2 separate regions of the Mus musculus genome follow, and region 1 is linked to region 2. The links are chromatin loops, found by intact Hi-C in ENCODE. Cell type or tissue: heart. All regions are shown on one strand.

Region 1 (5,000 bases), 56 kb before region 2:
CAAAAACATGTTTACTTGGAAGAGTTACCACTTTCCCTGCCAAGCTGGCCTGCTTGTCTAAGCTGTGTCCTCAAGTGATACCAGAAAAGACAAAGCGAGATAACACCCTCTCTGCTGTCCTCGAGCCCCTGGGTGAGCCTGACACCACTGGGGCTGCTCTGTGGCCTACTCATGAGCCCAGTGCGACTTCCTTCTACCCAGCTCAGCAGGCACACCTCTGTGGGCTCCATCTTTTCCTTTTAAGATCAGAGGTTAAGTTATGGTTAACAGTATGAAACTGCCTGGGAATGGACAGAGCCTATAGTAATAAACTTCAGGAAAAGATCTATGACACACAAGAGTGGCCCAAACATCAGAAAGACAGAAGGAACAGAAAAAAAATTAGATAGATAGATAGATAGATAGATAGACAGACAGACAGACAGACAGTGCAAAGAGGCCAGGTGCTGGATCCAGCTTTGCTCTAGGGTCCTAGTGCATGCATGCACAGGGCTTTCTGGGACCTTGTCCTTGTAGAGTCCCTTCTCTTCCCCCACTATTTGCTCCTTGACAAATGGGCAGCTGGTAATTTCTGGGATTGGGAATGTGGGTCTGGTTGTATAGTGGATCTATGCTCTTAAGAGAATCCAGAGAGGTAGAGACCATCTAGGGAGGTGGAGTCTGGGAGGAATTAGATCAGCAGAAGCAACTGAAGGGAAGAAATAAGGTACCAGGGCCAGGGGAGGGCCACAAACAGAGGCTCTTATCCAGGACAGGCCTCCAACTACCACATCAACATGGTACAATAAAGAAAGAACTGATCTAATTCTTTCTCCTTCTTATCCACTTTTTAATGTATATGTGCCTGCCATACATGTGCAAGTGCCCACAGTGGCCAGAAGAAGGCATCATATTTCCTAGAGCTGGAGTTACAAATGGTTTTGAGTCACAGGACATGTATGCTGGCTTGCAAACTGGGGTCTTCTGGAAGAATAGCAATTACTCTTAACTGCTGGGTCATCTCTCTGGCCCACCACTCACTTATTTTATAAACTAAATACTGACACTGAAATGTCTTTATGTGGTCAACAAACCCTAAAGCGGATGGACATCTGTAAGAGCCAAGCACCTGGGATGTGCCAGTGGAACTCTGGAGCAGACACTGAAAGGGGCTGGCAATGAGACTTCTGGCTTCAAAGGGACCATCAAAGGAGCTTTAACTGGGGACAGCAAACTCTGGAAATCATGTGCCACATAGTCTCTCACCAGCACATCCAGTCTGGGCAGGTCTCGAGCGAGCTTACCATGTTTTTGTTGTCCTGTTTGTTAATGCTGACCACAGACTCCTTTATTACAATGTGGGTGATTTCAGGGAAATAGGAAAAATTGTTCCACTCTTCCCGGAGTTTGTTTCTCTCATCATCCTTCTTGTGTTTATTATATTCCAGTTTTTTCCGCTTCAGTTTATTTTTTTCCTTTTCAACAGGAACAACCTGATAAGATAACAAAAGTGACAGGATTTAGTTAGCTTTCTCATTTTCTGTTGGCAAAAGGTCAGTGCTTCTAGCAATTTCATATAGGGCAAAGGCCCAAAGAAGAGAAAGCCAGCATGCCTGAAGTCAGAGAAATGCAGGGAATCATGGGCTTACAAACACCAGAGAATCCTGGGATTTGGTTCTCCAAGAGTCCTTGATGAGCACGGTGCATGATTTATAGTGTGCATGCTGATGCCGGAGAGGGCTTAATGGATGTGTACCAGCCGCAGGCCTCCTCAACTCCAGACTGACTGTGCCCAGCCAGACAGCAGATCTTCCCAAATACATCAAATGGTCAAAACCCAAGCTCCTCCTGCTACCCATGTTTTCACTTTAGACTAGTGCCTAAGTGAGGCTTCAAGAGATGATAGGAACTCATCTCAACAACTGACACCCTAAAGAGTACATACGTGCACAAAGTTATCTAGCTGACTAGCATGAGCTCTGCATGACAGCTTCCACATTAACTCCCTGACATCTCTGAGCCACCATTTCCCAGCCATAAAATATCAACTTTTAATGTCACTCTTCATGAGATTAGACACATGCCTATCTATATGTTAATTACTATGCAGAAAGTACTTGGTAACTTGGTATTGTTATTTTAGCATGAGAATAAAGCAGGAGGAGAAAATTAATCTTATATTTAATATTACTTGTAGTAATAACTATGCAGCTACAGTAATTCAGACAACAGTTGTTATTATTAGCCAGGTTTGGTGTCAACACACCATCTAGCTCTCTGAACAACCATATGAATCAGATATAGTAACTGCAGTCAGCCAATTGATTTCTTGGGTTCCACGTCCTCCAAGTGTGTGTGCACAGATTCAACAGCCAATGAGCAAAATGTCAGGCCTGTAATATTTTGTATGTTCCACAGACTCTTTTATTGTCATTATTCCCCAAATAGTGCAGTGTAAGTATTTATGTAGCATTTACATAATGTTAGGTATTATAAGGCAACCTGGAAAAAACAAGTGTATACAGAAGGATGTACAGGTTGCATAAAAATACTGTATCATTACCTATGAGACCTGAGCATAGGCAGATTTTGGTCCCTACACAGAATCCTGACCAATACCTGCATCCAGGTACTAAGAGACAACAGTATCTCCATTTGACAGATGAGTCCCATGCACCTACTTGGGTAGAATAACCCTCCTAAGGCCATTTAAATACAAGGAGTGTAGCTGAAATTTAAACATGCCTCCTTAGATTTCAACTCATGTTATTACCTCATTTGACAAAGACAAAGGGCTGCAGATGTCACTCAGCAGCAGATCACTTGCCTAATCATCAGGCCCTAGATTTGATTCCCAGCACTGTAATTACAAGTAAAAGTGCGGGAGGGGTCTGCAGCATGCTCATGGCCCTCATGGCCCTTGATTCGATCCCCAGTACAATAAAACACTCAATCAAGCTTCATAACACAAAGGAGTTATCTATTTCATGACGTCAAAGCCTGCCTAGATTCATTTCCTGCCTCAACTGTGCCACAGTTGTGTTGTGAGTGATGAGAGATGAGTGGCCTCCAGCTGAGTTGATTTAATGTAGCCTACGAGGTGAGGTTAAGATTCTGACAGGCTCAACAGCACATTCCCTTGATGACCCTGGATATTCTCTTTTTTAGATCAGACACCCACACCCACTTACATTTGGTTTCTGCCGCCACTGGATCCCGAGATTTCCAGTCACCATGACCTCATAGAGAACATTGCCACTGTCATTCGAATGGCATCGACTCAATTCATTTTCTGATGAAATCAGTAGCATAGAAGTCTCAAATATTTCAGCTCCATAATGTTTTGTCAAAGTTTCCAAGGTAGCCAGGTATTTCACCTTCAGGTCATGTGTAGACACACTGCTGTCACAGATGGTCTTGTTGTTAAATTCCTTCAAGAAATCCTTGAAAACATTATTTATTCGCATCCTGGTAAGAAGGTTCCTCTGTCTGATGGATTTATTCAATGTTTCTGGAATATATCGCTTGTAGCTAAAAGAAAATAATTTTTATATATACAGGTTAGCAAGAAATGATTAGAAGTCTGCCTCTATGACTTTCCTTGTATGTTTAGGCAAACGAGAAAACAGTGACTATTCCCTGAGGACCACGGATATAAATGGCTGTGAAGAGATAAGACACAATCCTGACAGAGAGCGTGCATGGCATCACGAGTTCCACAAATGTCAGGAGAACTGGAGCCCCTGGCACAACGGAGACAAAAAAGCTGAGTCATCTAGATTTCTGCTTGCTAGTTTAGGGCTCTGTGCACATTAGAACACTCATATGCACGGGTAAACTGAGCACTGGGATCATGTTCACATCTGTAATCCTAGCACTGGGGAGCTGGGGTAGAGGTAAGAGGACCAGGAGTTCAAGGCTATCCTCAGTCATAGAGAGAATTGCTTCAGGGTGAGTTAGAATGTTCTGAAAAGCATCAAGCTGTGCCTTAATCTCCTCTGGAGATTAACACATTCTACGCTGCCTGCCTGTCTGCATCCTGTTCGCTAAAAATTATATAATTTCTTATGAAGATGATTAAAAACTCACAAATGTCAGATACAAACAGTATCTCCCATGTGACTGTGCAAGTTCCCCAAGCTTCGTTACTTGTCCCAGGCTCTCTAGCAATCAGATCTCAACACACGCCGTGCTAACAGGCAGGAGATAGTCTGAAAAAGACCAGGACTAATACCCCTGAAAGAGCAAGGGCTTACTTTAGTTCTTTCTATATTTTGTCCACTGGGACAAGCAAAGGTAAACTGGCCCAAAGAATCCCTATAACAATACTGAGGCATACTGTGAATTCTCAGACCAATCTTTAGCAAATAGTACAGTTTTTCTCTTAAAAGTAATATAATAGAATTACAGGATAGTTGTCAACTTAAGCCACCTGAAAAAATAAAACACAAGGAGTGAAGGTCACATAAAAGTGACCTGGAAAATGTCTAATCCCCTGCCTGAGGAGCGACTGGATACTGACAACACAAAGAGAAAAGGAGATCACCTCATGACATGTGCATACCACTCTCATAAACTCTCCTTTCATACTGGAGCGGTGGACCTGGGGGTGAACCCCGTTCTGTGGTACTGCGGAAGGAACGAGGAGCTCAAGCATGTGAGACACAGCTCTGGCATTGTGCTGTATCCTTTGTAAATAAGCTCTTTAAAATGGGATTGTCTTTTCTTTTCAGCCCTTTTTTATTATTTTTTTTTATTTGAGACACAGTCTCATTATGTAATCCTGGCTGTCTTAGAACTTCCTGTGTGGACCAGGTGGCCTCAAACTCAAGAGATCGTCCAGCCTCTGTCTCTGCCTCTGCCTCTGCCTCTGCCTCCCAAGGGCTGGGACCAAGTCATGTGCCACCGGCGCAGCTTGTGCTATCTCACAGCTCATTGGTGAGTGGAAAGATGATTCAATTTCAGAGATAGACTGAGCAGACAAAATATTAATCTCAACCCACACTTATATAAAATTTTCT
Region 2 (5,000 bases):
GCTACTTACATAGCTAAGTGTGTTCAGCTTGACTCACTGGTTTTGCAGCTAACAAAAGCTACTTAAGCTGGACGTGCCACTACAACAGGCAACGTGTTTGCTAAGCTTCCCTCCAGCGTGTATTCTGAAGGCTTGCAGAAGATGCAGAGACAGAACAAGCTGCTCAGCTACTTCCAATATTAACTAATGCTCCTCTGCTTTTTAAATGTATACAACGGTGAAATCATCTGTCCAGCATCAAACAATCTCCAAGGCATCTCTGAGGACTTCTGACTACTCTACTCTCCCACGGTAACATCCTGAGGGTAACACAAAGGAAATAAGAGAGCATGTCCACCTTAGTCAGGGTTACTAATACTAGGATGAGACGCCATGATCAAAAGCAACCTGGGGAGGAAAAGGTTTATTTCACTCCATTCCACAGAACAGCTCATCATCAAAAGCAATAAAGTGAGAGCAGGAACTCAAGCAGCATAGGAACCAGAAGACAGGAGCTGATGCAGAGGCCATGGAGGGGGGCTGCTTACTGGCTTGCCCCAATGGCTTGCTCAGTCTGATTGCTTATAGAACCCAGAGCCACAAACTCACAATGTGTTGGGAATCGATCACTAATTAAGAAATGCCCAACAGGTGGATCTTACAGAGGCATTTTCTCAATTGAGGGTCCTTCCTTTCAGATAACCCTAGCTTGTGTGAGGTTGACATAAAACTAGCTAGCACATCCACCATGAACTCAAAGCTCTTTATCCCTGCTAAAAGTCAAAAGCCATTGCTGATACAGCCTGCAGCCATGGAAAAATATAAAGACTGTGTGCTCGTGCATGCTCATGTTTGTGAGAGTGCATGTTCCTGTGTGTGAGCACTCACACACGTATGCGCATACATGCAAATAAATATAATTAAAACTGCACTATTAGCCATGCCAAACATTTTACACATTTACGCAGTGACACATAAAGGGCTACCACTGTTACTTCAATCCTATAAATAAGCAAACTCAGATACAAAGAAACCAAGCTTCTTGAAATTCCCACAGCTAAGAAAATGTACCCCCTCCCCTTTCCTGGTGTAGCAGAACACAGAGCTCCCTTCCTCAGAGTGGCTTTGAACTTCTGGATTCTTAGATTCCAGGAAGCTATCTAGAGCAACAAAAGTCAGCATCAAGGTATCAGATGTGAACAATCTACAGCTCAGGAAAACCGTTCCTGAACACAGCAGTTCTCAGCCCTGAGCAGTCTTCGCCTCAACAGGACGCACCGTTCTCTGGGTAGGGCTCCAGGGAAGTGAGGAGACTTCTGAGGACGTGCACACTGCTGGGGACACCACCTCTCTACCTGAGGCCCTCCCCTCAGCCTCCCTCAATGACATGGGCAGTATGATGCTGCTGGCCCCTCACAGGAGCTTGAACACAGGCCTGCAGGATTAACTCTAGCCCTGAGGACCTTCTTGTCACTGATGCCATTGCAGGATGGAGTTAGCCTAAAATGGGAATAGTGTATTTCTAGTACTGCAAAATGCAATCTATTTCCTTCCTAGGGGATGCTGCTGGAAGCTGAGCATGGCAGGTAGGACATGCCTATAATCAGGAGGCTGAAACAAGAGGGTCAAGAGTTCAAGGCCAGCTGGACCACATAGCATATTTCAGTCTACTGACAAATAACACAGTTCTCATATTAATGCTATAAATGAAAGTTGACTTTGAAGTCATAGCGCACAGATTTTGATTAGCCCAAATTACATGTTCCAACTAGGTAATAATTTCATTAAGTTTTTACAGTAACAAAGTCATAAATAAAGATAACAAAGTTATAAATAAATACATTGGTACGCACACTAAGAAGGCTGGTTGTATCCAAAAGGGAAATCTCTGCTATAGGCCTCAGATATTATCCGATGACATTTTTAACTTTTGGTTGGTAGAAGCTTGTGATCTGTTAATATATCCCAAAAGGTTTCACATGACAAGTCACAAGGATGTTGGGTCAGATATAACAGAGGTGAGCAATAAATGCTGATTAAGGAGACTAAAGACAAACTGTAGGCTCTGGGCCTGAAACATTCCAACCTCCCCATAATCACTAATGTTATAAACAGTGCAATCAAGTCAGTGTAAGGCATAGCTTCCCTTCAGGAATTTGAACCCAGAGTCTAATCTGGACCTCATGAAGACATTGTGTGTGTGTGGGGGGGGGGATGAATATGAATAAAAGGATGCACATACCACACTCCTCTCCTCTTGAGATCATCTGAATATAGTAGAAATACATATACTCTAAAGAATTGTAAATACAGGAGCCCTCTGGAATTAGGACACTCACAGACTATGACCTAAACACCATGAAGAACGGTAGATGCTGGCTAAAACCCAGAAGTGGCTACAGGGGATGGAGGGGCCGGGGGCATCCTAGAAAGCAGAAAGCACATGGAGAAGAGAGGGGAATCAAAAGCAGTCCCTGCTCCTGATCACCAGCTCTGAAGAGGTTACTGGATTCTCAGAGACCCCTCCCAAATCTCCTTCAGCTTGGCAACTACAAAACTTGCTTGGCAAACAGCACAGTAAATGGCACAATATGTGAAGCCACTTACAGTGCCACTGCTTTTTGAGGAGGGAAGCAAGGGCCTGCCAGGGAGCCACAGAGAACAGCCAAGCAGGAAAGCGCAGAGTGTGTTCACACTGGGAACATCTGGCAGGCATCCTGCAAACAGTGACTGTGGTGACTCATCATAATGAGGCCACAGAACAGCAAGGAAAAACCACTAGCAGGGAAGGGTTGGCATTTTCATTTCAAAACAAGATGGAGCTCAGGTCAAGGATGTATCTATCAAGGATCAGTCTATAGCAAGAGTAAGTCTCCAGAGTTACCTATAAAACATGGACACTCTCTTCTCTGAGTCTCTGCAGAAATGTGGCAAACACATTCATATCACCACTACCCAACTTAATGCAGAGGCTGTATCCTATTTCTTTCTTTCCTCAAAGTGGGTAACTTAGACTGTCATGTCAGCAGTGAGTGAAGACTGACTAGTACAAACCCCAGTGTTCCCAGCACTAGCTATAGTAGCTAGCAGGAGTTTTATGGTCCATTTATAACAGCAACTTAATCCTAGGCACAGGTTATACTGATCCCCCTGTCCTCATCTGACATGGGGGTGAACTCTGTTCCCTCCGGCAATGAAAATGAGAAGATGCACCTAACATCCTTCATCCTGCCCCACCCACCCACACACCCACACACCCACACCCACACACCCACACACACACACACCCACACACACACCCACACACCCACACCCACACACACACACACCCCCCCACACACACCCACACCCACACACCCACACACCCACCCACCCACACACCCACACACCCACACCCCCACACCCCCACACCCACACCCACACACACACACACACAGTGAACTGGTTTCCAGTCTCCTGTTCCCCATGACCGAAACCTAAACAACCGCCTGGGAGACTGCTGAAAAGACGTATCATAGATCATTTCTGACCTTTTCCTTTATCCTCTGCCTATCAGAGGATAAAACCAGGAAGACAGGCTGTAACCCATTCGAAGTCAGGTCCCCAACAGACTGTCTTTCCCTCCAACTCAGCCGAGTGGCAGTCAGACTACCCAGCATTTCTGAATCTGACAAGAGCTGAGGTATCTTTGAGGCTGAGGTTAGGGAGCTGGGGATAGAGTAAAAATGATGCTTAAATAAACCTGACAGAACCCTGAGCGACAACCTAAACACGGTCCATGTGCCTGGATATTAGAAGATCTGGCCAAGACTCAGTGGCCCAAGAACACCTCTCAGCCTGTCCAATTCACCAAGCCCCTACCAGGCCTGGTCTTTACAAGTATCTAAGGAGATCAACAAGAGGCTGGTAGAGACATCTTCAGATCCCTTCTTTCCATCCTGGACATGACAGGATTCAAGCACACAGAAGACAGAATGAGAGAGCAAGCAGCAACCTTCCTCTTCCAAGGCAAGAACACCCATTTTTACCAGTAGGCTCAATAAGTTTCTATCTCTGCTCTGAACTACACATTTCCAAAAAAAATTACAAGAGCATATATACTATGCTAGATATTTAAGATTAAAAAAAATAGGGGCTAGAAGGTGTCTCACAAGATAGTGCTTGCTCTGCAAACATAGGAACACAACTTTGAATCCCCAGAACCCATGTAAAAAATAAAACAAACAAAAACCAGACATGGCTGTGCATGTAAGTACAACACTAGGAGACAGAGACAGGCAGAGCTAAAGAGCTCACCAGCCAGCTAGGCCAGCCTAACTGTCAAAGATCCTATCTTAAAGGAATAAGACTGAGAGCAATAGAGGAGGATACCCATATCTTTCTCTGGCTTCTCCATGAGCATAAACATAAATACTTACATTTTTTATGTAGGTTCATATTTCCATCCAGTCAAATGAGGCGCCTCATGTCACTGTCAAGACCCCCAAGACTTCTCAAAAGTGTAACTACATAAGGACCTAACAGAAAGGCTGGGAACATCACAGCTTGGAGACTAGAGCGAGAGTAAGAGGCAGCTCTGTGGTTTTTGAAAAGGAGAAAACCAGGTATGGTGTTACACTTGTAATCCCAGCATTTGGGAGGGATTCAAGTTCAAGGTCAGCCTGAACTATACCGATAGCGGTTCTGGGACAGCCTGGGTTACAGGGTCTCAAAATAAGTACTTGAATGAATGAGTAAATGAATGAGTGGAGAAATTCCCATAGGACCATAAAGATATTAGGTTGCTTAATCACTTAACACATGTGAGTGCTCCATCTCCTATGTAAATGAAGAGGTAGAGGAAGAGGTAGAGAGCTAGTTTCCTTAGAAAATGCTACTTTACCTTTTAAGAATTCTTAATATGACAAAGCTAAATTGTATGAAATTGCTGATACTTGACATTTTATAAAAGAAATGGAAGTTTCACAAGGTTAAACCCGATTGGTATGAACAACCACGTAGAGCAGCACATCCTAAATTGG

What was found. A loop is a pair of places that touch in the nucleus more often than their neighbours do. Peaks named below come from ENCODE experiments on the same cell type or tissue, not always from the same donor. Only the 100,000 strongest peaks of a DNase experiment are listed, where the experiment ranks them.
Region 1: a loop joins it to region 2, with 4 times the contacts of the local background. A loop is called at or near these places in 2 of 42 quality-filtered maps.

What each region holds. Positions count from the first base shown.
Region 1 is chr4:101,176,285-101,181,284 of GRCm38, forward strand. It overlaps Jak1 (Janus kinase 1), which reads right to left. Exons shown (of 25, transcript NM_146145.2): 7 at 3,171-3,510; 8 at 1,284-1,472. Among named protein-coding and RNA genes, the nearest start is that of Gm24468, 8.0 kb to the right of the region's middle. In heart, no CTCF peak of the experiment used is centred here; no DNase peak of the experiment used is centred here; H3K27ac peaks cover 1,273 bases.
Region 2 is chr4:101,231,858-101,236,857 of GRCm38, forward strand. The region is part of intron 1 of Jak1 (Janus kinase 1); the gene reads right to left. Among named protein-coding and RNA genes, the nearest start is that of Jak1, 31 kb to the right of the region's middle. In heart, no CTCF peak of the experiment used is centred here; a DNase peak (open chromatin) is centred at 2,664.